4 separate regions of the Homo sapiens genome follow, and all the other regions are linked to region 1. Evidence: chromatin contacts called from ENCODE Hi-C or POLR2A ChIA-PET data. All regions are on one chromosome and are shown on one strand. Each heading gives the region's core, a stretch centred on a gene start or an enhancer-like site at or near the end of the contact. The rest is flanking DNA. Distances are from core to core; before and after follow the strand shown.

Evidence for each region. A loop is a pair of places that touch in the nucleus more often than their neighbours do. ChIA-PET counts read pairs that join two places held with the same protein, here RNA polymerase II (POLR2A). Pooled maps may share reads with other maps.
Region 2: a pooled map shows a loop between it and region 1 (2.8-fold over the local background). The contact joins the enhancer-like site here to the promoter of SOD2 in region 1. A Hi-C loop is called at or near these places in 2 of 37 single-sample maps with no recorded cell type and 3 of 50 pooled maps. POLR2A ChIA-PET finds 5 or more read pairs at or near these places in 2 of 52 experiments (T-cell and activated T-cell).
Region 3: a map of gastrocnemius medialis shows a loop between it and region 1 (2.5-fold over the local background). The contact joins the enhancer-like site here to the promoter of SOD2 in region 1. A Hi-C loop is called at or near these places in 2 of 168 maps with a recorded cell type or tissue (gastrocnemius medialis and naive thymus-derived CD4-positive, alpha-beta T cell), 9 of 37 single-sample maps with no recorded cell type and 7 of 50 pooled maps. POLR2A ChIA-PET finds 5 or more read pairs at or near these places in 1 of 52 experiments (H1).
Region 4: a loop to region 1 is called in a map of naive thymus-derived CD4-positive, alpha-beta T cell, with 5 times the contacts of the local background. The contact joins the enhancer-like site here to the promoter of SOD2 in region 1. A Hi-C loop is called at or near these places in 3 of 168 maps with a recorded cell type or tissue (CD4-positive, alpha-beta memory T cell and naive thymus-derived CD4-positive, alpha-beta T cell) and 8 of 50 pooled maps. POLR2A ChIA-PET finds 5 or more read pairs at or near these places in 5 of 52 experiments (CD4-positive, alpha-beta memory T cell, activated B cell, activated T-cell and 2 more).

Annotation. Positions count from the first base shown.
Region 1 is chr6:159,687,437-159,694,490 of GRCh38, forward strand. It overlaps SOD2 (superoxide dismutase 2), which reads right to left and starts at 5,805. Exons shown (of 5, transcript NM_000636.4): 1 at 5,709-5,805; 2 at 5,225-5,427; 3 at 690-806. The coding sequence starts at 5,731. RefSeq lists silencers at 1-131, 5,488-5,667, 5,868-6,157, 6,838-7,007 and an enhancer at 5,048-5,117.
Region 2 is chr6:160,085,532-160,092,585 of GRCh38, forward strand. IGF2R (insulin like growth factor 2 receptor) reads left to right here. Exons shown (of 48, transcript NM_000876.4): 42 at 2,502-2,616; 43 at 3,576-3,722; 44 at 4,385-4,572. Among named protein-coding and RNA genes, the nearest start is that of SLC22A1, 33 kb to the right of the region's middle. Within about 2 kb of position 3,453, at least 3 of the 41 ENCODE cell types and tissues checked have a DNase peak (open chromatin) inside an H3K27ac peak, as active enhancers do.
Region 3 is chr6:160,061,107-160,068,160 of GRCh38, forward strand. It overlaps IGF2R (insulin like growth factor 2 receptor), which reads left to right. Exons shown (of 48, transcript NM_000876.4): 24 at 397-540; 25 at 647-822; 26 at 1,426-1,513; 27 at 2,309-2,524; 28 at 3,295-3,425; 29 at 3,698-3,795. Among named protein-coding and RNA genes, the nearest start is that of AIRN, 57 kb to the left of the region's middle. Within about 2 kb of position 4,250, at least 4 of the 41 ENCODE cell types and tissues checked have a DNase peak (open chromatin) inside an H3K27ac peak, as active enhancers do; they include gastrocnemius medialis, where a contact is called at or near this core.
Region 4 is chr6:160,011,209-160,018,262 of GRCh38, forward strand. All of the region lies in intron 4 of IGF2R (insulin like growth factor 2 receptor), which reads left to right. Among named protein-coding and RNA genes, the nearest start is that of AIRN, 7.1 kb to the left of the region's middle. Within about 2 kb of position 3,148, at least 4 of the 41 ENCODE cell types and tissues checked have a DNase peak (open chromatin) inside an H3K27ac peak, as active enhancers do.

The sequences.
Region 1 (7,054 bases), core at 4,555-7,054:
ATTGCACCACTGCGCTCCAGCCTGGGCGACTGTAAGACTCCGTCTCAAAAAAAAAAAGTTCATAAAATGAAGTCTCTCAGTCTTTCCCTAATATGAAGTACCATCCAGAAACCAGAAGGTGGAGTTGATGTGATATTCTATGTTGGCGTGAACATAAAATCTTATGACATAACCCCATGAAAGCATTCTCCATTCCTACTTGTGTCCTTTTGAAAGTTACAACTTTTATCATACTCGTTGTTATGAAAAATATGCCACTATGATACCTCTGGTAAGAATAAGGTAACTTAGGCCAGGCACGGTGGCTCATGCCTGTAATCCCAGCACTTTGGGAGGCCAAGGTGGGCAGATCATGAGGTCAGGAGTTCAAGACCAGCCTGGCCAACATGGTGAATGAAACCTCATCTCTACTAAAAATGCAAAAATTAGCCAGGCGTGGTGGCGGGCGCCTGTAATCCCAGCTACTTGGGAGGCTGAGGCAGGAGAATCACTTGAACCCAGGAAGCGGAGGTTGCAGTGAGCCAAGACTGCGCCACTGTACTCCAGCCTGGGCAACAAGAGCAAAACTCTTGTCTCAAAAAAACAACAACAAAAAAAACAAAAAACAAGTATAAGGTAACTTCAGTAAATCAACAATCGATTCCTACTGTGCACAAAATGTAGATAAGGGTGCACCAATATATACCAACCTTTGGGTTCTCCACCACCGTTAGGGCTGAGGTTTGTCCAGAAAATGCTATGATTGATATGACCACCACCATTGAACTTCAGTGCAGGCTGAAGAGCTATCTGGGCTGTAACATCTCCTGAAAAGTTAAAATGCAAACACATTTTTTTGTAACTCCTACTTTTTCAACCACTGTATACATTATATTTTTTTCTTTGTAAGCTATTAGATAATGGGACCAGCTTATCTATAACATCCGTTTGTCCTAAAATTCAGCACCCCCCCGCCCCAAAATTATTTGTCCCAGACATGCTGAACAACTGATGAAGGACCTAGCAGAGGTGGAAAAGCTAGAAAATTCACTCCTGGCTGCTAGGCTCAGGGATCTCTTAGATAGAAGAGATTTTAGGAAATGAAACACCAAAGAGGACAATCAAAATAATAGAATGCTAAAATGTATGGCTCAACATACAGACTGTACAGAAAACCTTCAACTCTCACTTTCAAGACAGACGACGATTCATTGGGAAATATCTCCAAGTCACATTAACAAGAAACTCAACATACTCAAAATTGAACTCCTGATGTTCTACCCCAAACTTACTCCTCCTATTGTCCTCCACGTCTCAGTAAATGCCAGCTCTGTCCCTCAGGACATCCTTGGGAACCTGATGTCATTTTTGACTCCTCTCCCTTCACCCCACATCCAATCCACCAGCATATCCATTAGCAAAGCCAGCTCTACCTTTAAAATACATCCAATCTATATAAAAGCACACAGAGAAAAATAAAAGAAAAAAATAAAACACAAGCAGAACCTAATCCCTTCTCCCTAACTCTACTGCCACCTCATTGGGACAGAGGACCAGTATTTCTCACTGCACTGGTGCCACTATCCCCTCAGTTTTGGGGGGTGGGGGTGGGCCTTGCCCCCTCCAAAGGCTCCCCTTCTCACTGGAGCGAACCCTAGGTGTTTACACTCAGCTACTCTTACTACCAAGAGGCGCTGCACTTGACCCCGTCATTGAGCACGTGCTCACGCAGCTGCAGCCTCACTGGCCTTTTTGCACTCACATGACCAACTTGGATGTTCCCCTCAAGGCTAGCTGAGCACTGCTGCCTCTGCTGAACACTCTTCCCCAAGACAGTCTCATGCTGCGTTCCTGTTCCTCCTTCAAGTCTCCACTGAAACATCAACCCCATCAGTGAAGCCTTCTCTAGCCACCATACATGAATTAGCAACTCCCTGCCACCCCTCCCAGACCCTTTACTCCTTCTCAATAGGCCCTGTAACTCCTGGCATACTGCATGGGTACCTTGCCAAATAAGTAGGCAAAATAAAATAGTCTTTTCTATGCCTTCAAGAAGCTACAGACTAAATGAACTATTAATATTAGAAAAAAATGGAAATCCTCTTGTTTAATAAATATTTTGTGCATATTATCCACAAGATACCAAGAGAAGCAAAGTAAAGGACACAGAGACCCACTGAGAGCTTTGCTCTCAAGGAGCTTACATTTTGGAAAAAGTTCTCAACTGCTGTTCTGAAAGTGTACGTTAAGAACATATGTCTGGGCCGGGTGCGGTGGCTCACGCCTGTAATCTCAGCACTTTGGGAAGCCGAGGCGGGCAGCTCTCTTCAGGTCAGGATTTCAAGACCGGCCTGGCCAACATGGTGAAACCCTGTCTTCACTAAAAATACAGAAATTAGCCAGGTATGGTGGCGCGTGCCTATAATCCCAGCTACTCAGGAGCATGAGGCAGGAGAATGGCTTGAACCCAGGAGGCAGAGGTTGCAGTGAACCAAGAACACGCCACTGCACTCCAGCCTGGGCGACAGGGCAATACTCCGTCACAGAAAAAAAAAAAGAAAGAGAAAGAAAAAAACATACATACAAGGCCAGGTGAGGTGGCTCACGCCTGTAATCCCAGCACTTTGGGAGGCTGAGATGGGCGGATCACTTGAGGTCAGGAGTTCCAGACCAGCCTGGACGACATGGAAAAACCCTGTCTCTACTAAAAAACCCACAAAAAGTAGCCAGGCGTGGTGGCGTACGCCTGTAATCCCAGCTACTCAGGAGGCTGAGGCAGGAGAATTGCTTGAACCCAGGAGACGGAGGTTGTAGTGAGCCGAGATCACATCACTGCACTCCAACCTGCGGGACAGACTGAGATTCCGTCAAAAAAAAAAAAAAAAAAAAAAGTATGTCTGACTAGGCACGGTGGCTCACACCTGTAATCCCAGCACTCTGGAAGGCCGAGGTGCGTGGATAGGGGAGCCCAGGAATTCAAGAGCAGCCTGGGCAACATAGTGTGACCCCGTCTGTTTTTTTTAGACAGAATTAAAAAAAAAATTTTTAAAAGGAACATACGTAGACAATGCTGCTTTCTGAAACAAGCTCCAGTTGTTTAGCGATTCAGAAAGGAGAGAACCAACTGATATCTGAATACACAGCTAATCTCAAAGGGTTTTTTAAAGACACCAACTTTTTTTTTCCTTTGTTAGGTTTACAAACAGTTTTTTATAGATCTGTGTTTCCCTTATTAAATTTTCTTGAGAGTCACTCTAAAAATAGATGTAACTTTTCTATTGTTTTTTAATAAATCAATAGTAACTGAATTTTTAAAATGGGAAAGATACATGCTTAATGAGAGATAATTTAATAATCTTAACATCTTACAGTTTGCTTACTCATTTTAAAATTAATAAAAATTGAGGGCTTAATATCTGCTTTTAAGAACACTTTTCTGAAATTCAACATTTTATTTGGTTTCAGTTTAGTTTTTGCCTCAAATAATAATAAAAGTCAAATGCTTTTTGTTGAAAAATATTCATATTAGTCAGTTAAATGTGATGAGATTATGACATTGTTTTATCTTTTTTCCCCAAGTTTTCAAACATGAAAATCTTTTTAATAATTTTTAAAATATGTTTAAGTAAAAGAAAGCTCTGCAGGTACTCAATCACTTATAAACAATATAGTACAATACAATAAAAAGCTTTTTTCCAGTGGGTTGTATTACATAAGTAAGGCTCTGATTCCACAAGTAAAGGACTGAAATTAAGTTGTTTTTAAAATACTGAAGAGAAAGGTTCCTGGTGTCAGATGTTGCCTTACAGGAAGTACTTTCACAACTGGGGTATTCCCCAGTCTCTCCCCATTACATGTTTCCCAAATTTGTTATTTCCTAAATCACGGGGCCTTTTCCCGTAATTCAAGGTTCGTCTGTCTCAAGTAAATCTTCCAGAATGTGGTAACTTCCTCCTCTTTTAATCATTTACTTCAAACACAATCAGGCTGAAATACTGCATTTTTCCACTAGATGCCTCCAGTCAACAAGATGTGACTGTCTAAAAATTACTCAACAAATTTCATAACCCCGAAATTCAAAACATTTAAGGAAAAGTAAACATTTTTTACTACGTAGCTTACCAAGCAATACAGAGAGTCTAAAAAACATGACTATCGATTATCTTCCTTGTGCAAACCACTAACGAATAAATTAAAAAGACAATACTATTTTGTAAAAAACGTTAAAACATAACATTCCCATACACACCCCCAAAAGGCACAGACTCAAAAAGTCCACATACCCCTGGTTTTATCAACCGAGCTCTTGAGAAAAAAAAAAAAAGTTAACAACATATATTTTAATTGCATTACAAATATGAGTAAATAGTAAATAAAAACAAGCCTGTTTCAGTTTCCCACTAAAGGGCTATTTTCCTTGTGAACTTTGACCCCTAAGGGAAATCAAGAAAAGTATCAAGTCTAAAGATCCTGAACTGTTCCACAGTTAGGTTACTGCTTTTTTGGTAACGCACACCACAACGGTGTGCCTCCTCCTCTCCCACCTGAAGTCAAGTGGGCTCAGTGAAGTTTCACCTGCAGGGTAGCTGGGGATGCAGGGAGTCTCCAAGTCCTAGGCTGGAGTCCCGACCCCGTTTGCTCTCAGGAAGATGACAAGGACCATGGTTCCTAGCACGGAGTAGTGTCCTCCTGTCTCCCACCTTCAGTGTGACCTGGCAGTAAGACACCACTCCCACTTCTATCAGGAGGTGACCCTGACACTCAGAGACACCTGCGGACCCGATGATGTCTGGCCACCAGTGGACAGGCGCTCTCAGCCCTCCTGCAAACGGCTGGCACACCTACCTGAGAGACCAAACATTTCCCCAAAGCACATTATACAACAAGAACAATTTCAATTTGCAAAAAAAACGAGTGACACAGTAGAGCTTTCTTTTCAGGCCCTACAATTCACCAGTGCTGGCAATATGTGTAACGGAATGTGGCTCACAACAGTAAGGCAAGCTCCTTCGCAGGACCCCAAGTTCCCTGAGATGACAGAAGTGTGTTCAAACCCATCGAGGCACTCCTTCTACAATGAGGTAGACCATGTGTTTAAAAGAGAGACTATCGTGCCTGGAAAACTCGGAACCGGTACAAATACGAAGCGAGTTCTCCTCCACGGAGAGGCCCGTCCGTATGGGGCCTGGCTCCCTGGGGTCGCCTCTGCCGGGGACTGCCTCCCGCCGCTCAGCCTGGAACCTACCCTTGGCCAACGCCTCCTGGTACTTCTCCTCGGTGACGTTCAGGTTGTTCACGTAGGCCGCGTGGTGCTTGCTGTGGTGCAGCTGCATGATCTGCGCGTTGATGTGAGGTTCCAGGGCGCCGTAGTCGTAGGGCAGGTCGGGGAGGCTGTGCTTCTGCCTGGAGCCCAGATACCCCAAAACCGGAGCCAGCTGCCTGCTGGTGCTGAAGACGAGAAAGCACAGCCCGGTCAGTCAGCGCCGCGGGACCGTCTACGCAGGCTGGGCTGCCGAGGAACGGCAGCGCGCGGCGTCCCCCGAGTCCCCGCGTCCCCTCCCTGCGGATCCCCGCTCCAGCCGCCGCGCCGGGCACTCCCGGGAGAACCGCCTGCAGGTGCCCCGGTCCCGCCAGGCCCGGTGCGGCCACTGTCGCCATTGCCGCGGAGGCCCTGCCCGCCGCGAGCCCCTTCGCCCTTGGGGCCGTGACCGGGTCCCCTTTCTTCTCACCCGCACACTGCCCGGCTCAACATGCTGCTAGTGCTGGTGCTACCGCTGATGCCGCCGATCTGCTGAAGCCGCTGCCGAAGCCACCACAGCCACGAGTGCCGCTCCTGCGCCGCCCGCGGGCCTTAAGAAAGCGCGGGGAGCAGGGCCGCGACCCCAGCTGCGCCGCAAGGGCACCGCCGCCCCGCCCCCCCCCCCCGCGGGCCCCGCCCCGCGCCCGCCGCGCCCAACCCCGGGGGTGCCCTGCGTGCCTGTCCCGCCCGCCCGCGCTTGCCGTACACCCCGCGCCCAGGGCACGGGAGAAAGGAGGCTGCAGGCTAGCCTCGGCCTCGGCAACCTCGCTGCCTGTCTGCCGTACTTGAGTGGCGCGCGGCCGAAGGGAGGCGGCCCCTGCCCCCGTGGAGTTGGTACGGCCCGAAGGCCCTGCCTCCGGCTCCGCCCCTGAGGGTGCCGGCGGGGATCTGGCTGCACTAGGCGGCTGCGGCGCCTGCCCCTGAGTTTTGGTTGCGCTGCCGGGGGGCCGCGGGGTCCAGAGGCCTCACTGCAAAAAGACATTCATACCCTCCCAGGGCCCCCGTGGCCGTTCCTAGGGAAGACGGGGCCTAGCTGCTGGTCAGCGCCGCCCAGCCGGCCTATGAGCTGAGGGTAGAGCCAGCGCCCTTCCAACCCGTATTCAGTACTCTTGCGCCGTACCCTTGCTTTGCAAGTAAGCCGACCTTGGGACCTATTCCAGGACAGGAGGCACACAGACTTTGTCCCCACCGGCTGCCTAAGAACAGTTCTTGGACACCCACGACGTGCCCGAGACTGCAGGCAGGATTTGCACACATTTATCTTTATTTTTACCCCTAGGGTTGGTATTATTGATTCTAGTAATAGTGAAATCCTTTGAGGTTAAGCAGCTTCTCCTGGGCACAGTTAACTGAGTCAGGACTAGTTCCCACCTTCCTCACTACTAAGCCCTGGCAGTCATGTTTTGTGTGTTTACAGTAACTCTGTGAACCAACTGTTCAGGATAACATAAAAGGACAACAGAGGATTCTTTCCTGCGCTGTCTTGTAGCCTAGTAAGCTGTTAAGTATCAAGTGCTCTCTCAACAGTTAAACAACAATCCTGAATGGTGTGAATCTTCCATGTGTAGAGGTTAGGAAATCTACACTGCCATTGGCGGGAGTTGCCCCTTTATTGAAAAGAATATGATGGAAGGTAGCAGGTGCTGAACCGTTTCCGTTGCTTCTTGCAACCCCCGTACAGCCCTCCGAAGGATGACTAGGCTTCCGGTAAGTGGAATGGGAAAACAGTCAGGCGAAGAGGAACCACCTGAACTTGGCTTCACAACAGGAAGGGCT
Region 2 (7,054 bases), core at 2,203-4,702, 400 kb after region 1:
CATCTTTGTAAAATGTCTTAACAATTTTTCACGGGAAATTGATCTTGTACTTGGTTGCTGAGTGAAAGTTGTTTTCTTTCATTATTTAAAGGAGGAAAATAGAGGTTTCTTAGTAAGAGCAATTAGGATTTGTTGGAGGGACCAGTAAAGGAAAATATTCACCTTTGCCTCTTAGGCTGGAGTGGGGTTTCCCGAGTTGTCCTGATTCAGCCACAGGGCTACTTCAGATTAGCTTGAGATGTTGAGATGGAGAAAGAGAATTCCGAGAAAACTACTGCCACCCTTGATAAAAATCACACACAGACTCTGCAGGTTGGTAGGTGGAGGGAGAGCTGCCATACAGGAAGTGGCGCCCAGACCGCCAGCCTGAGACCCGCCCTCCCTGGGAGGTTCTTACTGCTTTAGAGGTCAGTTATTGCTGCCACTCCCACACTGCCCCAGAAGGGGGAAGGAGGGAAGGTCGTGGAGGGTTGCTTTTTCCCCTGTAATCTTGCAGTATATATGGATATTCGACTAGTCTTTCCCCAACTTCAGCCAACTGAAATGACTAAAACACTTAAGGCTTCCTAAAAGTTTGAGGCAGGAGGAGCAAAAGAGAGTAGTGAACACAGGGGGTGACATGGAACTAGATCATCTGACTTCTTAGCGGTGACCTGCAGGCCACCTCCATTTGGAGAGCACCATTTTGCAAGTCCAGCCTCGCCTGGCGGGAAGAGCTCATGCTTTCTCCTGGGACTGGCATTTGGCATCCTGAGCACCTGCTGACCGGAACGAGAAATAATCTGGTGTCTGACACCAAATGAGCTCTTAATCTTTGGCGCCAACAAGACAGCATCTAAGGACAACCACGGTGCCCCCATTGTCCGCTTAGGGAATGGACCCCTGTTGGGGTGGGAGGTAGACTTTTTGTTTTCAGAACCAACATGTCTCAAGCAGCTGTGCTTAATATATGTTTAATCCCCATCCACTCCATGGGGCAGCGTTGTCATCCGTTTCACAGGCTGGGCCCCTGAGCCGAGGAGGTTGAGCCTCCTGCCCAATCAGTAAGGGCTGTCTACACTATTAAAGTTTTTTCTTGTTTGATCCCATATGCCAGAAGTTTTAAAAATTTTCCGTAAAACAGTGGAATTCTTTTTTCCAAAATTTTACACAGAAGCCCAATATTTAAAACAAATTCAGCTGGAGCAGCTTTGAGTTTGGGGCAGGCCTGAGAGCCTAGAGTCCCACCTCCCACCTCACCATCCAGCAGCCCTCAGTACCTCAGCCTGTGTCCTGTGGAAAACACTCGGGAAGTGAGCACTGTGCCCATGTTGCCTCCACCGCATGCCCCTGCCTGGAAGGATCTGTGTGTGTGTGGTCAGGGTGGAAGGCACCTGCTTCCCCTGGACACCCTGCGCCATGCCCTGGAGACATCATCTGTCCATGCAGCCAGGCTGGGCCCAGACCGTTCCCAGAACAGCCCCCTGCGCAGCCACAAGCAGCCTCTTGGTGGTGGCTTGAGAGTTGGAACCTGGCGGCCATGCTGCCCCAGTGATACCTGCAGCTTAAAGCATGTACTCACTTTTCTCTCAGACCCTGCGGGTTCGAGGGCTCAGGTTTTTCTTTTAATGGGTCACTTTTAAAAGCAGACAGTGCTCGACTGAAAGCTAGAAGACCCTAGAAAACCACAGTTGGTTTCTGTTTCTGGCTTTTCACTTTTTCCATTCTGTGCTCTGTTATTACTGGGAGGCTCACATGAGGGTACCTGTCAGGAAAGCACCTAATATGATAGAGAGAGTTTACACAATTGGAGCGATAATGAAGGCTGCCATTACCCGGGGTCCCACTGTTCACATGAGTTTGTTGGGCACTTTCTATACATGCCCGAAACCTGCCCACTTTGGACAGTGCCCTGTTCTGCAGGTAAGGCCCTCAAGGCTCAGAAGCTCAGCAACCCAGGGCCACAAAGTACGGGAGTAGGAGGGTTTGGGTTTGACCCCAGGTCTTAGGCTGTGACAATTGTGCAGTGGGCCAGGTGACCACCCCTGAGTGTGGGAATGCAAGAACAGGTCGATAAACCTTTAGGGAGCCCAAAATTTATTTTCTTCTGGCCTTTAAACCAGATTTTTACTCCTAACATTGAAGCTTTGTTTGTTTGTTTTTTGTTTTTGTTTTTGAGATGGAGTTTTGCTCTTGTTGCCCAGGCTGGAGTGCAATGGCGCCATCTCGATCTTGGCTCACTGCAACTTCTGCCTCCCGGGTTCAAGCAATTCTCCTGCCTCAGCCTCCTGAGTAGCTGGGATTACAGGCACCTGCCACCGTGCCCGAATAATTTTTGTATTTTTAGTAGAGACGGGGTTTCACCATGTTGGTCAGGCTGGTCTCTAACTCCTGACCTCAAGTGATCTGCCCTCTTTGGTTTCCCAAAGTGTTGGAATTGACAGGTGTGAGCCACTGCGCCTGCCTGAGGCTTTTTATAATGCACTAGAAATAATGTCAGTTCAATCATTTGTGTGTTTCAGGTGACAAAGTTGTTGTCACGTACTCCAAAGGTTATCCGTGTGGTGGAAATAAGACCGCATCCTCCGTGATAGAATTGACCTGTACAAAGACGGTGGGCAGACCTGCATTCAAGAGGTCAGGAGACTGGGGGCTCAGAGCGGGACTGTGCAGTGAGCATACTGGAGGGAATTCCTCCTTGGGGTTTTCATGGGCAGGTTTTGGCTGAGTCTTAGGAGCTCAGGGCCAGAGCCGCTGATTGTGCTGTATTGGGCGGGGCTGCTCCAGGCAGGGAAGACCTCCAGATACAGTGCTGAGACACTGTTACAAGACCAGTGCAACTTCTCTGGGCTAGCTTGTCTCTTGAACTAGGTTTAGCACTGGCTGAGCAGTACTTAACTGACCTCTACCTTTGAATGTCATAGTAGAAACAAAGGGGCGTGGATTTGTCCCACCCGAGGTGTTCAAGCAGCCTGGCTGGGACCCTCGAGCAGCTGGGACCTGCATCTGGACCTGGGATGTGCTTGGATTATATTCAAGTTTTCCCGGCCACATTGCATCTGGTGCCAGGGAGAGCTTGGCCAACAGAGGGTGCATGTGAGCTGCTGTTTGTGAACAGAACTGATTCCTTCCAGACGCTGAGTTTGGAAAAGGGGTGACTCAGAAATTGCCAAAGGATTTATGAATGTATGAGTCTGAGAAGCTTAAACAAAAATCTAAAAATCTAGGAGCAAATTTTCCAGGTTTTGAATGTTGCACGGTTTACAAATTTTAAAAAATTTATATTGAATGCTTGCCTGCTTTGTCACATTACTGATGTGTGCACCACAGTCATCTTCCCTGTCCATTGTGGTGATGAAAAGAAGTGAGTAAAATAACCACCCTCGCTCCGAGCTGCCGTCAGTGTTGAGTCGGGAAATTCTGCCTAGGCCTGCGCAGCCCGGGGAGTGGGGGCCTCGGGACCCAACTGAAGTCTCGCAGCACCTTGACTGAAAGCCAGTGAGCTGCTTCAAGGGCTCCGCAGTGTTCATTGTTTTGCAGTCTTCCCTTATGTCTGGCTGGGGAAGTGACTGTAGCCTGTGCTTCCCTCCTCCTAGGTTTGATATCGACAGCTGCACTTACTACTTCAGCTGGGACTCCCGGGCTGCCTGCGCCGTGAAGCCTCAGGAGGTGCAGATGGTGAATGGGACCATCACCAACCCTATAAATGGCAAGAGCTTCAGCCTCGGAGATATTTATTTTAAGTAAGTAAAACGTTTTCCTTCTGAGCTGTGAAATGTGTTCAAAATTAAACCAGCAATGCCGCTCTTTCCCTATCGGGGAGCACTGCAGGATAAATAGGTCTGTGTTTTAGTTACTGTTGCTGGAGTCATCGTCATCTTTTGCTTAAACTGAGGAAAAGCGTTACTCAATCATTAAGTTTTAACACCAAAGATGGTGAATTCTCATGAGTGTAAAAATAAATCCCCCGTCCTTCTCCCTCTCTTCATGATAATCTCAGGGGTTGAAGCCGAAGCCTTCTGACATGTTTGAGCAGGAATCTTCTGGGCTTACCAGTGTTTAGAAAATAAGTTTCTCAGCAGTGTTACTGGGGCTGCTCTTGGGGGTGGTGGCCGAGGTGCACAGACAGGGCGAGGGCCGTGTGGTGCTGGATACGGCACCTGAGGAAGGTGGATTAGCACTCAGAGGCCAGAACTGGTTGGGGAGAAAGCCTCTTGAGAGGGAAACTGGTGTCCTCAGAATTGCTGTGGGGTCACAGACGTGCTGCCCTAGCGTGTCCGTGCTTCCTTTCCCTAGGAAAGGAAGCATCCTGGGGCCCTGCAGTGATTCTGAGGACTGAGGGTTTATGTCATGAATGCCTTCTTGAAGGACTTCCATGTCACTGTGATCTTTTCTGTCTCTTCAGGCTGTTCAGAGCCTCTGGGGACATGAGGACCAATGGGGACAACTACCTGTATGAGATCCAACTTTCCTCCATCACAAGCTCCAGAAACCCGGCGTGCTCTGGAGCCAACATATGCCAGGTGAAGCCCAACGATCAGCACTTCAGTCGGAAAGTTGGAACCTCTGACAAGACCAAGTACTACCTTCAAGGTAATCCGTGGCTTCCCACAAAGTTCCACATTTAACTTCCTCCAAGGAAGGGGATTAAAATTTTCAACTAACTCCCTTCAGTTGAAATCTCGGACCACTTTTAAAACAAAAACCTTGGTCTAATTCTTTACTTTGTTATGAATTTCTTGACAGTGGATTGAGCGATACGTGTCAGAACTAAGCATTTCACTGTAGGCAAATTGTGTCTTAGTTATCAAGTAAATGTACAAAAAAACTAAAACCTGGTCTGATCCAGTGGTTCTGAGGTTGGGTGGAGGCTGAGCTGTGCACAGTCAGAATTGCCTTTGATTTGGTTTTAACCATGACACTTCCTTATTTTGGAATGCCAAATAATATTAGAGAAGGGTAAGAGATTTTATATTTGTAAGAAGGATGAAAGGAAACTGGCCTAAATGTTAGGATGTAGGTTAAAATCAACCAGGACGCACATAGGGCAGAGTCCAGGGTGTGAAGGAAGGTTTTAAACTGGCACTAATAAGGGTGTTGCCCTTTGTTCCCTCACATAATCGTGAAAGGCTGCTTTTGTTTTGAACAGCTAGTCTTAACTATATACCTTTCATAATTTGATTTTTGAACCGTGTGTGGATGTAATAACTCTTTAAAAAAAAATGAAGTGTGTTTAAAGAAAACCCCAGCCTGCTCTGATGTCAAAGAGCTGCCGATCATGTCCTCTGGGAGGGGAGAGTAGTGATAGCTGAGAAGGAGCAGGTGCTCTGTGCCCTGGTGCTGAGCACATTGCCGAGAAGGAGCAGGTGCTCCGTGCCCTGGTGCTGAGCTCATCGCCGAGAAGGAGCAGGTGCTCCGTGCCCTGGTGCTGAGCGCATCGCCGAGAAGGAGCGGGTGCTCTGTGCCCTGGTGCTGAGCGCATCGCTGAGAAGGAGCGGGTGCTCTGTGCCCTGGTGCTGAGCGCATCGCTGAGAAGGAGCGGGTGCTCTGTGCCCTGGTGCGGCTGAGAAGGAGCGGGTGCTCCGTGCCCTGGTGCTGAGCACATCGCCGAGAAGGAGCAGGTGCTCCGTGCCCTGGTGCTGAGCACATCGCCGAGAAGGAGCAGGTGCTCCGTGCCCTGGTGCTGAGCGCATCGCCGAGAAGGAGCAGGTGCTCCGTGCCCTGGTGCTGAGCGCATCGCCGAGAAGGAGCAGGTGCTCCGTGCCCTGGTGCTGAGCGCATCGCCGAGAAGGAGCAGGTGCTCCGTGCCCTGGTGCTGAGCGCATCGCCGAGAAGGAGCAGGTGCTCTGTGCCCTGGTGCTGAGCGCATCGCCGAGAAGGAGCAGGTGCTCCGTGCCCTGGTGCTGAGTGCATCTCCACGACGGCAGCACCTGATGGAGGGAAGCTGGGTCAGCATCGCTGCTCCTGGTCACAGATTGTAGACAGCGCCCTGGTGCATCTGCTCATAGCACCTGTGGCCCCTGAATAGAACTGGGAAAGTGAATGTTCTGCTTTCTGGGTGAGTTGATGATGGGAAAGTTGATCAGCCTCATTCACTTGCATAACTCCACAGCACGGAGCTAGCACTCTGTGTTTCTCTGTTCTCTGCCTTCCTCACACTTCGGTGAATCCTTCAGTCATTCAGAATCAGATGTTGCATGTCACAGGTTGTGCCTTCTCTTGCTGTCCTCTTTCCCAGTGCTCGGTAAATCTTGATTAAAGGAAGGAAGGAAGGATTGTTTCAGAAGCCTTCAGGGGCCCTATCATGCAGAGAAGGAAAGTCTAGGCTCTCTCTGACACAGCTTGAAGATGTCTGAGAGGCTCCCATGTACCAGGGTAGCCTTGCAAGCTGCTGCTCCTACACATGCCTCAGCCATCAGGTTATTCACTAGTTCCCAAAGTCACCCTGTAACCTGGTGGGTTTACATATGCTGCTCTTGGTGCTGGAATGCCTTGGCCCACCTTCCTCATCCTTCCAAACCTACTTCTAGTGCCCCTCCTGGGAAGGCCCACCTTCTCATAGCAGGGTGACACCGCTGGTGTGTCTGCAGGATTCCAAACCTACCTCCAGTGCCCCTCCTGGGAAGGCCCACCTTCTCATAGCAGGGTGACACCGCTGGTGTGTCTGCAGGATTCCAAACCTACCTCCAGTGCCCCTCCTGGGAAGGCCCACCTTCTCATAGCAGGGTGACACCGCTGGTGTGTCTGCAGGATTCCAAACCTACCTCCAGTGCCCCTCCTGGGAAGGCCCACCTTCTCATAGCAGGTGATACTGCTGGTGTGTCTGCAGGAGTCTTCACGCTCCATCGCGCAGCACTGGCCACTTGTCTGGTTACACATAAGACCTCCACGTTCACAAGTGGTATGTCTAGCAGACCTTTGAGGATCCCCAGCTTTCAGAGTGCTTGTGCATGCGCATTTAGTCATTCTTGGTAAATAAAATCCCTTTCAGACCTTTTCACTTTCTTCATTCACCAGCCCCAGGAAGTAGCTTTAGTTTTAAGACATCTTTTCATCTTTCATGAAGAAATGAAGT
Region 3 (7,054 bases), core at 3,000-5,499, 370 kb after region 1:
TTGACCTCTGGGATTGACCCTGCCTGCTCTGCAACAGTGGTACTTCCTTGTCAAGGGCAGTGGGGGTTTGGCTTTTTTCTTTAAAGAGTCTTTAGGGACTCACTATGTTGCCCAGGCTGGCCTTGAACTCCTGGTCCTAAGTGATCCTCCTGCCTCAGCCTCCAAAGTAGCTGACTACAGGCGCATGCCACCAGGCCCGGCTGTGAAGGGCAGTTTTGAGGGACAGAGTGGGTGTGTTTTGTAGGCAAAGCCTCTCAGCCTCCCGTGGATTTCCTTATCCTCACAGTTAGGAATGCCAGGTTCACGCCTCCTCAGGGCTTATTTAGGGTGAAAGGCAGTTCTTGAGTGCTCACAAGGAGGCAGAGTTCTCCAGCGTGGTTTTTTGTTGTGTTTCAGACCTGGCTGGAAATGAGTACGACCTGACTGGCCTAAGCACAGTCAGGAAACCTTGGACGGCTGTTGACACCTCTGTCGATGGGAGAAAGAGGACTTTCTATTTGAGCGTTTGCAATCCTCTCCCTTACATTCCTGGATGCCAGGGTGAGTTCTCCTTGGTCTCTTGATTGGCGTCTGTTCATTTTATTAGAGCATTTGACTCAAGGTCATCGCCTTCCTCATGCCCAAACCACTTATTCTGTTCTTCCAGGCAGCGCAGTGGGGTCTTGCTTAGTGTCAGAAGGCAATAGCTGGAATCTGGGTGTGGTGCAGATGAGTCCCCAAGCCGCGGCGAATGGATCTTTGAGCATCATGTATGTCAACGGTGACAAGTGTGGGAACCAGCGCTTCTCCACCAGGATCACGTTTGAGTGTGCTCAGATATCGGTGTGTGTTCAGACCAGCAATGAGATGTTGTCCCCGGGTGACTCCATTTCCCATTTCCCTTGAACCTCTGAATCTTCTATCTTGTTTAAAACTTGCCTGTGTTTTCGTGGAGTTTCAGCCATTGCTAGGGTTTGACGAGAATGCACTCATTTCTTCAGGTCTTAAATGTTTAATAAATGTTACGTAGTTTGCACATGGAGGTCAAAGATTGGGTACTAACTGTGGCTATCATTTATTTAATTTTTTTTTTTTTTTTTTTTTTTGAGATGGAGTCTTACTCTGTCACCCAGGCTGGAGTGCAGTGGTGCAATCTTGGCTCACTGCAACCTCCGCCCCCCAGGTTCAAGTGATTCTCCTGCCTCAGCCTCCCGAGTAGCTGGGATTACAGGCACCTGCCACCACGCCCAGCTAACTTTTGTATTTTTAGTAGAGACGGGGTTTCACCATCTTGGCCAGGCTGATCTTGAACTCCTGAACTTGTGATCCACCCGTCTCGGCCTCCCAAAGTGCTGAGATTACAGGTGTGAGCCACCGTGCCCGGCCCCATTTGATTAATTTTTAAAATAAACAGGAAACAAATCAGGCTGCTGATTTATATTACAGGGCTCACCAGCATTTCAGCTTCAGGATGGTTGTGAGTACGTGTTTATCTGGAGAACTGTGGAAGCCTGTCCCGTTGTCAGAGTGGAAGGTAGGACTGGGCCTGTCCCTACAAGTCATTTTAAATGTATAGAGTAGCAGACGTTCTGAACGATGCCTTAGATATGAGACCGTGTGATAACAGCCATAGCTGGGGTCATGAGACACACGCTAGGGGGAGGATAATTTCTTTTCCTTGAGCTTTTTTTTTTACTGAAGCATATTGCTAATTTCACGAGTGACATTTTCCTTGTGTGCCTGGATTGATGGGATTTTGGCGTCTGATGCTTGAAGACACTAATGTGGGGTTTGGTTTTGTGTTGTTTGATGAAGCAAGTCTTTATTCGGGGACCTAGACTTTCCTAGAAAGCTGTTTGCCAGGCGATTTGTATTATATATAAACAAAATCATGTGGAAATGGCTTTTAATGCCCATTTATAGCTGGTATTTACCTAACCAAAAATTGTAAAAGTTTTTTTTTTTTTTTTTGAGACCGAGTTTTGCTCTGTTGCCAGGCTGGAGTGTAATGGCGCCATCTCGGCTCACTGCAACCTCTGCCTCTTGGGTTCAAGTGATTCTCCTGCCTCAGCCTCCTGAGTAGCTGGGACTACAGGGTGCCTGCCACCATGCCCAGCTAATTTTTGTATTTTTAGTAGAGACGGGGTTTCACCATGTTGGCCAGGATGGTCTAGATCTCTTGACCTAGTAATCCACCCGCCTCAGCCTCCCAAAGTGCTGGGATTACAGGCGTGAGCCACTGCGCCCGGCCATTTGTAAAGCTTTTTGCTTGAAAATGTGAATGCGTGTGTGGTTGCAGTTGCCCTTCACTTCTTCCATGTTCTTGAAGGGGACAACTGTGAGGTGAAAGACCCAAGGCATGGCAACTTGTATGACCTGAAGCCCCTGGGCCTCAACGACACCATCGTGAGCGCTGGCGAATACACTTATTACTTCCGGGTCTGTGGGAAGCTTTCCTCAGACGTCTGCCCCACAAGTGACAAGTCCAAGGTGGTCTCCTCATGTCAGGAAAAGCGGGAACCGCAGGGATTTCACAAAGTGGCAGGTACCATTGTTTGTCGTTTTCCTTTTGTTGCAAAGGAATGGAATTAAAATATTAAAATATTTTGCTGAAGATGAATTTTCCCTTGAGTCAGAAACATGAGTGTTCTACTGTAAAAAAAAAAAAAAGCATATTAATGATATTTCGGATTTTGCTTGATTTTCTTAAACAGAGTACATACTGAAGGATGTTGGTAGAGCATGTCTATTTTATTCTTAGTTAGCCATGCCAGTTACTGACTCTAAGGTCATATTTCTCTTCTTTATTACAACGTTGGGACACAGTGAGCTAGCCAGTGTTGGATGTTCTGGGGTAGTACTTGATAGCATTGAGTCACAGGGAATGCATTTAGTACGAGGTTTGGCTGTAGAAATTACAGGGCACGCTGTTGGTCATTCATGCTGTTTCAGCAGTTGGGCAAGATTTAAATACATTTAGGAACTTGTAAAAATGAAGTCAAAGTAGCTGGTGGTGAGTACGTGGACAGCCCTCAGGCACAGTGGAGAAAGTGACATTCCCTTAGGTGATGAGGCTAAGGAATGCCTCATGTCATCATACACGGGTCAGTCTGTGACGTTGCAGCAGCCTTGGACAAGGGGAAGCCTGATTTTATTCCCAAAGTGTAATGTGACAGGAGTGCATGGTATGGTGCTGGGAGGCCAGGGATACTTTGTCTCACACTCTTCAGGGTGTGTGGTGTCACATGTCTTAGGCTAAGTTTGACAGCCTAGGGACCCGAACCAAACCTTGTTTAATGTTCTCCTTCTTTACAGGTCTCCTGACTCAGAAGCTAACTTATGAAAATGGCTTGTTAAAAATGAACTTCACGGGGGGGGACACTTGCCATAAGGTTTATCAGCGCTCCACAGCCATCTTCTTCTACTGTGACCGCGGCACCCAGCGGGTGAGCATGTACCGACGGCCCTCAGCGGGGTCTTCTCCCCACCCTCAGGCTGCTGGGATCATATTAGAAAGAATCTGTCCTCAGATCTCATCAAATCTCCTGGTTAACTGAGTTTAAAATAACCATTTACAGAAAATATGTTGAAACTTTCATCAGTTAGTATTGATTTTCATGAACGTAACCATTCTTTACTATTTTCATTCTTAAAACTCAAAGTATAAACTAAAGTTTTGCATTCTCACTTTTATATATGTGCCTCTTAACTTTTTTAGCCAGTATTTCTAAAGGAGACTTCAGATTGTTCCTACTTGTTTGAGTGGCGAACGCAGTATGCCTGCCCACCTTTCGATCTGACTGAATGTTCATTCAAGTAAGTCCATGGATGTGTTGTCTCTTTTGGACAGACTAACTTGGTATGATTTTGCTTTAATAATTAGTGGTCTTGGGTGCAGGGGATTAGATTAGTCAGTTAATTTACCTAGGACTCGGTTTGCTCATATTAAAATGAGGAGTCGGGCTAGGTTAACTCTCAGCTCCGTCACCACCTGGAGCTGCTGTGGTGACTGCATGGGGAAGGGATTGGAGCTGAAGCAGAGAGTGGACCCCTGGCACTCTTGCGTGATCCACATGTCAGTGAGCAGAGTGGGCCAGGAGCGGTGTGGTGACCCCTGCGATGAAGGGAGGTCTTCGTTGCATGTGATCGTCCACAGAGCTGCTCTCAACAGCTTTGCCAGATCGCCCTCTGGACACCTGGGGTCCCATCCTTAGAGATTTTGGTTTTGTGGGTCTGCGGTTCTGTTTTTTGGAGGGATGCCCTGTGTTCTGCCGTGTGAAACACCCAGTATGAGCCACTTGATCACTGTTGACTTTCCTGGGGGAAAGTGCAGGTGATTCTGTTTCCTTCCGGCCTTTGTCCTGTTGTGTCATCGGTTATTTATGTAGGTGAAATCATCATTTAAGTTTTAGGAACGTATGTAAATGCAAGCATTTAGTAATTTATGTTCAGTGACTTTAAATCATAATTTTAGTAACCTTACCTTTTCCAGTTAACATTTTGTAAATATTTTCATGTGAAACAAATTTGTTTCTCATTTCTACTGGATGGGAAATGTCCTCAGTAGATATCCCCAGTTCACTTAGCAGTTCTCTTTCTGCCATGTGAGGCTGCCTTCAGTTTTCTGATATTTATATACAAGGAATAAAATTTTGATTTTCTTTGCACATAAAGCATTTTTCCTAGAGATATGTGTATGTGTGTGTGTGTGTGTGTGTGTGTGTGTGTGTATATATATATATATATATATATATATATATGTATTTTTTTTGAGATGGAATCTCGCTCTGTCACCCAGGCTGAAGTGCAGTGGCGTGATCTTGTCTCACTGCAACCTCCTCCTCCCTGGTTCAAGCAATTCTCCTGTCTCAGCATCCCTAGTAGCTGGGATTACAGACACCACCATGCCTGGCTAATTTTTGTGGTGTTTTTTTTTTTTTTTTTAATGAGACAGAGTCTTGCACTGTCGCCCAGGCTGGAGTGCAGTGGCGTGATCTCGACTCACTGCAACCTCCGCCTCCCGGGTTCAAGTGACTCTCCTGCCTCAGCCTCCCGAGTAGCTGGGATTACAGGCGCCCGCCACCACACCTGGCGAATTTTTTTGTATTTTTAGTAGAGATGGGGTTCCACTATGTTGGCCAGGCTGGTCTCGAACTCTTGACCTCGTGATTCGCCCGCCTTGGCCTCCCAAAGTGCTGGGATTACAAGTGTGAGCCACTGAGCCAGCCTATTTTTTGTATTTTTAGTAGAGACAGGGTTTCACCATGTTGGCCAGGCTGGTCTTGAACTGCTGACTGCAGGTCATCCTCCGTCTGCCTTGGCCTCCCAAAGTGCTGGGATTATAGGTGTGAGCCACTGCGCCCGGCCTTCCTAAAGATATTTTTATGCTAAGTTTTTAAAAGTAGAATTAAATCAGAGGAGAATTTTATAATCTCATAATAAAAGTTAATATATGTCTATTGTAATTGAGAGTCCAAAAATATTAATAGATGAAATTACCCACCCTCACCTCTCCCTCCCCAACCCCTAGCTTCACTCCACTTTTTACTGTTTCTTCTTGTGGTTCTTTTTGGAACCTTCTATAACTCTAAACCTCTGTTTGTCAGCTTCTAATGGTGTCTGTTGACTCTCTTTTAAAAGATGAAAGCTGTCCTCACCTGTGCTGTTCTCCTCTCCTCTTTCCTCTGCCTTGGCTTTGTTAGTTCTATTTCTGTTTCTTCTGTTGACTACTTTTAGAGCATTTGGTGATATTCACTAAGCTCTGTTCTTGTCCCATCACCTTCAGGCAGCTTTCCCTTCCTGCCACCTGCCCCTGGTTTGGGCACTCCTCCTCTCGTGCGTGCAGTACTGCAGCTGCCACTCCGAGGTCTCCTTGCCATGTCCCTTGTCACACGTTTGGTTAGTCCCACACAGTAATTAGAATGATCCTCTTGAGATATAAGTCCCACCATGTCGCTCTTGCTGAAACCTTCAATGCAGTGAGCGCCCATCTCATTGGGACCTACAGGCTGAAGTTCTTCCTCTGATGGACATGACCCCCGTGTTGTCTCTAATAACCTCACTTTCACTCTGTTCCAGCCACACGGGGTTTCTGTCTTTCTCGGGTCATGTCGGGCTTATGTGCCTCGGGCCCTTTGCTCATGCTGTTCTCTGCCTGGGATGCGCTTTACTGGGTGCCAGGATGGTCAGTGATTCCATTTCTCTCAGAGTCTATTCACAGGTCCCCTTCTCGGTCACGCCTTCTCTGGCTCCACTGTCTAAAATTTCAACAGCTGCCTCTGCCCCCCGAACTTCATATCCCCCTTATCTGCCTTTTTTCCTTCAGCTCTTACTTCCATCAAATACAGTATGTATTTTTAAAAGTCTTATCTTGTTCACGGTCATTTTCTTCCACAGGTAATTTTGGTAAACTTTGTAAGATTGATGATGTTTAATACTGTTTTGTTTAATACAGTACCCCCAGTTTAGCACACAGCTTTTGAATGAATGACCAGTTTTTATTCCCCTCTGAAGCGCTAAGAGCTGCCGCTGAGGTGGCATCTGTAGCTGCTCCCGTTCCTGCTCCGTGGTGGCAGAGTGTGTGTCTCACTCACTGTTAATATTGCTCCTGGCATGGGGTTGGTTCCCAGTTACTGTCTGTATTTGGGATTTGTGTAGTTAGTGAACCTTTAGCCTGTGCAGAAAGGTCAGCAAGCCCATTTTAATTTCAGAATTTCAGTAACTGCTGGCGGCCTTGGTTTTAAACAACAGGTGGCGTGCGGCTGCCCCGGGCATGGCCCCTGCTGTGTGTGCTCCTAGCATCTTGGCTGCTTACCTTTGTCACCAGCAAGTTCCACTTCTCAGTGGCCTGAGCACAGACGGCACGCACTTTGCAGACTTGAGTTTTTCTGTTAAAATTTAAATTTTTTTTTAAGTGAGCCTAATAGTTTCCTGAACTATTATGTTCAGGGAAGTTATGTTGTTGCTGATTCTGATGGGGGGTGTGTGTGTGTGTGTGTGTGTGTGTGTGTGTGTGTGTGTGTGACAGAGACAGAGAGAAGTCGAGTCTAAAGTTCTGTCAGGCTTAGACTATGCC
Region 4 (7,054 bases), core at 1,898-4,397, 320 kb after region 1:
CTCCTTTACCTGTTTGCATTGTTAAATCTCTCTGTCCCTCTCCTCAGCCTTGGGATGACTTCTGGCTGCAATGTGAGTCCAGGTCAGGTATCCCTTAAATTCTTTTCCAGCTCACCTCAGAGACTAGATTACTAGGTTACTGTTACTATTACGTCCACCCCTTATTATTTGAACCCAGCATTCCTTGGTCAAGACATTCTTCTTGGGTGCATGTATGTATATATATCTATATACATACACACTGACCTATATGTATTATGTGCAACATGATATTTTGAAATATGTATACATTGAGGAATGGCTACATTGAGCTAATTACATATGTGTTACCTCACATATTTCGTTTTTTTTTTTTTTTTTGTGAGGACTCTTAAAATCTACTCTCTTAGTGATACGCAAGAATAAATTACATTGTTATTAACTGTGGTTGTGGTGGTGTTTAATGGATCTCTTGGGCAGGTCATTCTTGTTGACTAATGGAATGTCCCCTTCCCCAGCCTGGATTCCCTCATGTTGCACTGCTACTTGATTCTCCCTGGTCCTGGGGAAGAGCAGACTGTGTTCCTTCTGCCGCTTCTCCATGCCCACCACCCCAGATCCTAAAGGGAATTTCCTGTTCTCACCTTGATAACAATCTTAATTAATTGATTATCTCACTTTTCTCTCCTACTTTCTGTTTTTAAGAACTTTCAAAGGTTGTAAGGATTCAGGAACTAATGAATGGTCATAATCAGTAATTTTTACTAGTGGCCTAATACCATGCAGTTTAATAAGACAAAAAGAAATGTTTATTTAAAAACATTAATTCAGATTAAATTATGAACAATAAATCACTGATATTTTCAGATATGGTCATCTATGAAGGGAAAGACAGTGTCATATGGAAGTGGAAGTGGTAAAATACTGCCCAGGAAAGCCATAAGGAGCATTCAATGAAAAAAAAAAAGTTTAAAGTGGAAAGAATTAAGGCTGATATTTAGGAGACAGTGTCAAATGTAAGCTTCATTTAAAAACTTAGGTGAAGCTGTTAGATGACATACTGTTAGCGGTGGGAAAAGCATCTCAAAGCAGACATCTGTTTGGGGTTTGGGGGTGAGGGTGGGAGCACAGTGTGTTCATTCTCGCAGTGCTATAAAGAAACACCTGAGACTGGGTAATTTATAAAGAAAAGAGGTATAATTAGCTCACAGTTCCGCAGGTTGTAAAGGAAGAATGGCAGCATCTGCATCTGGAGAAGCCTCAGGAAACTTACAGTCATGGCAGAAGGCAACAGAGTATCGAGCACCTCACGTGGCCAGAGCCTGAGGAAGAGAGTGGGAGGGGGAGGTGCCGCCCACTTTGAAATGACCAGATCTCACAAGAACTCACTCACTATCATGATAATAGCAAGAAGGGGGTGATGGAATCTGCCCTCATGATCCAGTCACCTCCCCAGGCCCCGCCTCCAATGTTGAGGATTACAATTTGACACAAGATTTGAGTGGGGACACACAGTCATCCTGGGATTACAGGCATGAGCCACCATGCCCGGCTAATTTATATATATATATATATATTTTTTTTTTTTTTTGTTTGTTTGTTTGTTTATTTGTTTGTTTTGTAGAGACGGGGTTTCTCTATGTTGGCCAGGCTGGCCTTGAACTCCTGACCTCAGGTGATCCGCCTGCCTCGGCCTCCCAAAGTGCTGGGATTACAGGAGTGAGCCCCTGCGCCTGGCCCCACACACAGTCATCCTCAAGTGTCCAGTTGGCCGGATCTGAGTTGCTTCCTGTGGGAGGTGGAGGCTGCGGTGACAGTGGTGCCCTCTGCTCTCCTGTTAGACCCCAGACCTCTCAGTCCCACAGATACTCTCCTGGGCTCTGATTTTCCAACCTGATCATGATACCCTTTTTGTTTTGTTTTGTTTTTGTTTTATCTGAGTGTACCTCTTATGTCACGTTGCTGAATTGACAGTTGTGTCTTCTACCACCTAGGAAAAAATTGCTTTCCAAAATAAAATGAATAGCAACTTGTTTTCAATGGGTCAGAAATCACCAACTACAGCCCATGGTTCAAAGCCTGCCCTGGCCTGTTTTTGTACAACCCCAGGACTAAGAATGGTTTTCACATTTTTACAGGATTGTTACAAAACAAAGAGGAATATGCCACAGAGACCTATGTGACCTGCAAAACCCAAAATGTAGATACCACATGGTTCTTTGTAAAAAAAAAAAAAAAAAAAAAAAGGTGCTGATCTGTGTTCTAAATAGTTTTTGGGGTGGGAATGGGGAGGTATAGTCTGTGTTTTTCTCAAAACAATGACATTTAATTTCTCTTAGAAGCAGATTGAAGATGCATGAGAAACATTTGTACTTTGTACTCTCTTACCTCTTCAGGTGTAATTGGCAGCTGGGGCTTTATTCATTGAGTTTTCATTTATTGAGAGCCTATTGTGAGCTAAGCAGTAGGAATTTTGTTAAATTTTGGAATGCTTTCAGGGAGCCTATAGACTAATGGTGTGAAGGACATATCCATATTCATTAACTCATTTTTTTTTGTCTTATGGATAGATTAAATGGAAAGAACTGAAAAGCATAATGACTGCTAAAAATGTAGTGCTGTCACTGTTAGCAAATCTTAATAAAGCGTATGCCCTTTTTTCTGCTTTCAGTTTGATTTGATTACACCTTACAGGCTTGGTATGATAAGTTTAAAACATATTGAAGGTTTATGTACTTATAAAAACCTCATCATTCCCTAAAGAAAAAAAATCTCAATTTGGTTTAGTGTCATTGTAGTCTTGCTTTCTACATCTTACTAATGTCTCATTTATTTATTCATTTTGCTCTGTCACATTTAGAATGATTTTGATGGGCAAAAATCATGGTAGTTACAAACAGCCCTTTAAAACTATTGTTATACTTTGTTCAGTGGATTCTGGTAGAGGCTTTAAGGTAATTATTTCTTTAAAGCATTGTGTAAATATACCTCCTACTGTAGTGCCCTTGGGAACAGGCAAAATTCAGAACTGGCCTGCTAGCAGTCTTACCAGGGTTATAAAAGTAAGATTATTATATATAAAACAGCATTAACTCAATGCGTGGTGTGTTGCAGCTGGCAAACAACCTCGCTCCCCAGGCTGCTAAATTCGTGGTCTTATGAATGTCTCCATTGCTGTGTTTGCTGTAGCAGGAAGTGGGAGGGTGTTCCCCAGTAGCCTTGACTGTTTACCAATGCACACTCCAGTTCTGTGGAGTGCTGTGTGAGGCATGTCTTCTCTTCCCTCCTGGAGTAGGGAGACAGCCAGTAGTTGCTACCTGCCCCGAGCAGGGTGCTTGCAGATCTTGCCTATGTGGAATCCTCTAAGTGTCTTGGTGAAATGCAGCTGTTTTCAGAATGAAGAGTTCTTTCATTTTCCCTTCTTGCCATATGCCATCTTGCTCCCTTTTCCATCATAGGCTTTTATTTTGCTGGTTAGAGAATTGCATCTTGTCTTGCATCCTACCCAGTCCACTGACTCACTCCCCTCTTGGGTTAATGTTTTCATATGATCTTGCTGTGGGATGACAAGCTTTAGATTTGCAGGATAATGGGCACTTGTGGCTTTTTACTGTAACCCAATTATAGTCTGTGGCAATAATTTTCTTTTAGTTGCCTTTCTGCATGAATCTGGTGGTAGGCTTAAGCTCCATGTGCTGGTACCCTCTGAGCACTAGAGGTTCTAACTTCCTCCATTATTAGTAGAAACACTTAGGTGTCTGAGAAGTATTTTAGGCGACAGGCAACTTTGCTTTGAGGATATGGTCAAAATGAGTTCAAGTGCCTTTGAGGCTGTGAGTAGGTGTAGGTCGTTTGATTCACTCTATTAGCTCTCCATGAATCTCTGACAGCAGGACTGGGGAAAAAGGTTAGTGGGTTAGAGCATTCCTGCAGATTTGATAGCCTATTTCTAAGAGAAATTTGAAAGCTAAATATTAAGCAGTTAACTTTTGTAAATAGACCTGTCTGTGAATTGCTTCAGTCTAAAAGATAAAATTTTGGGAAACTTATCCACAGAAAATAATAAAACTATCTACTTTGAAATGATTTCAGAGAACATGAAGTTTTAGAATATTCTTTGGAAGAGGTAATTAAAATGATGCCAGTGTATTATTTTGGAAATAAAACTTACAGGAATGTTTCACATAGTCATGGTTCACTTGGTGACCAGGGCCTTTTTTACTCTGGGGGGGATTCCTTTCTGGGCTTGAGTTCTTGCTGTGATGCGGAAGTTGGGTGCCCCTACTTCATGAAACTGTACCGCAAAGATGTGGGTGCCCCTACTTCATGAAACTGTACCGCAAAGATGTGGGTGCTCCTACTTCATGAAACTGTACCGCAAAGATGCGGGTGCCCCTACTTCATGAAACTGTACTGCAAAGATGTGGCCTCAGAGCCATGGTTTCTGTCCTGGGCAGGGAGTCTTGCAGCCTGGGGCAGTTTCACCATCTGAGCACAGACCCTGATATAGTTTGGATTTTGTCCCTCCCCAAATCTCACATTGAATTTGAATCCCTAATGCTGGAGGTGGGGCCTGGTGGAAGGTGATTAAATCATGGGGGTCCCTCATGAATGGTCTAGCACCATCCCCTTGGTGCTGTCCTCATGACAGTGAGTGAATTCTCATGAGATCTGGTTGTTTCAAAGTTTCTGGTTGTTTCACTCTCACCGTCTTGCTCCTGCTTTTGCTGTGAGATATGCTTGCTCCCACTTCACCTTCTGCCGTGAGTGAAAGCTTTTTGAGGCCTCCCCAGAAGCCGAGCTATGCTTCCTGTACAACCTGCAGAACTGTGAGCCAGTTAAACTTCTTTTCTTTATAAATTACCCAGTCTCAGGTATTTATAGCAGTGCAAAAACAACCTAATACAGACTGCTTGGGACTGGGCTGGCTTTTTTGGCCTGCTGCCAGCGATGGGCCACAGGTGGGAGACTCACTGAGTTAAGGGCATTAGAACTTGGTGGGTCCTGCTATTGCCTGCTATGCTGTGGAGCTCAGGCTGCACCTCTTTTTACCATGTGGGCTCTTTGATGTGGTAGAGGCGCCTCTGTCCCTCCCCAGAATGTTGCCCTGGAGGCCCGCTGATCACCGTTGGGGCCAGTGCTTGTCTCAGCTGTTGGAGAGCCTGAATATGTGCTTGCCTGACCCAGCTCCACCCAGCTTTCCTTCCTCAATCTGCCTTGCTGGCAGAACACAAGACAGTGATGCTTAGGTGTCCCATGGCCCCACCCATTGTCTGGGACATGGGAGTAGCCTCCTCGTTAACAAAAGCCAAGCATAAATCCTGTTGCCACCACTGCAGCTGCCTCTTTCCTGCAAGTACCACTTCCTGGCCAGGAGATGAACTTGCGTAGCCCATCTGCTGAGACAAGTGCACAATTGCACAGTGCTACGGCAGGAGACAAGCTTTCCATGACCTCAGTTACCATCATCCCTCACCACACCCTGGCTACTCAGAAGGCCCTGAGCCTGCTCACCAGCCTGGTATATTACTACTACAACTGATGTTTGAGAAAGTCACCACACAAAGCCTATCTATAACCAAGGAATTCATACAGTCTTTGACGCTGAAAGCGTCCAGAAGCAAAGCCAAATAAAACTATGCAACATACATTATAGTCACATTCTCAGGGCGGGGGGAACCCTCTAGTCAAAGCAAAAGTAAATTCAAACCAAAAAGTGACAGTTTCTCTAGATGAGAAGGAAGCAGGGTAACAATTCTGGAAATATGAAAAAGCAGGGTGTTATAGCACCCTGAAGGATCATATTAATCTTCCAGAAACAGATCCTAACCAAAGTGAAATGCTTGAAATACTAGTTAAAGAATTCAAAATATTAATTTTAAAGAAGCTTAATGAGATACATGAGAAAGTTGAAAACCAATACAAAGAGATCAGAATATCAATCCAGGATATAAATGAGAAATTTACCAAAGAGATGTTTTAAAAAAATCAAGTAGAATTTCTAGAAATGAAAAATTTATTATAGGAATTATAAAATTGAGTTGAAAGTTTCAACCATAGACTAGACGAAGCAGAAGGAAGAATCTCAGAACTTGAAGACAGGTCTTTTGGATTAATCCAATCAGGCAAAAACAAAGATTCAAAGGAAATGAACGAAGTGTTTGAGAAACGTGGGACTACATGAAACATCCAAACCTATAAAGCATAGATATTACTAAGGGAGAAGAACAAACAAAATCTGGAAAATGTATTTGAGGACATAATTGATGTAAACTTCTTTAGTTTAGCAGGAGATCTAGACCTCCAAATATAGGAAGCTCAAAAAATTCTAAGGAAATATGTTGCAAGGAGGACTTCACCACAACATATAGCCATGAGACTGTATGAGGTCAACATGAAGGAAAAAATCCTATCCACGAGAAAAGTATCTAATCACCTATAAAGAAAATCCCATCAAACTAATAGGGGACTTCTCAGGAGAAACTTAAGAGCCAGAGAGATTGGGTTTCTCTTTTCAAGGTGCTTAAGGAAAAAAAATCTGTCAACCCTGAATTTTGTATCCTGCCAGAATAAGTTTCATGTATGAAGGAAAAATAAAGTCTTTCTCAGACATGCAAATGCTGAGGGAATTTGTCAGTACTAGATGGACCATACAATTAATGCCCAAAGGAGGTCTATACAGGGAAACAAAAGTTTGATACTTGCTATCATAAAAACACACAAAAGTATAAACACTCTTATAAAACAATTATTCAAACAAGACCACAAAGCAACTAGGAAACAGTTAGCATTATGACAGGAATAAAACCTCACATATTAATATTAACTTTGAATGTGCATGGATTAAATGCTCCACATAAAAGATACAGATTGGGAGAATGGATTTAAAAAATAAAAGACAGAATCCACCCATATGCTGCTTACAAGAAAGCCAGAACTAATTGGTAAAGACATACACTGAAGCTAAAGGGATGGAAAAAGATATTCCAGGCAAATGGAAATCAAAAGCAAGCAGGAAGACCCACCTATACTTAGATAAAACTGACTTTAAATCAACAACAGTAAAAAAAAAGGA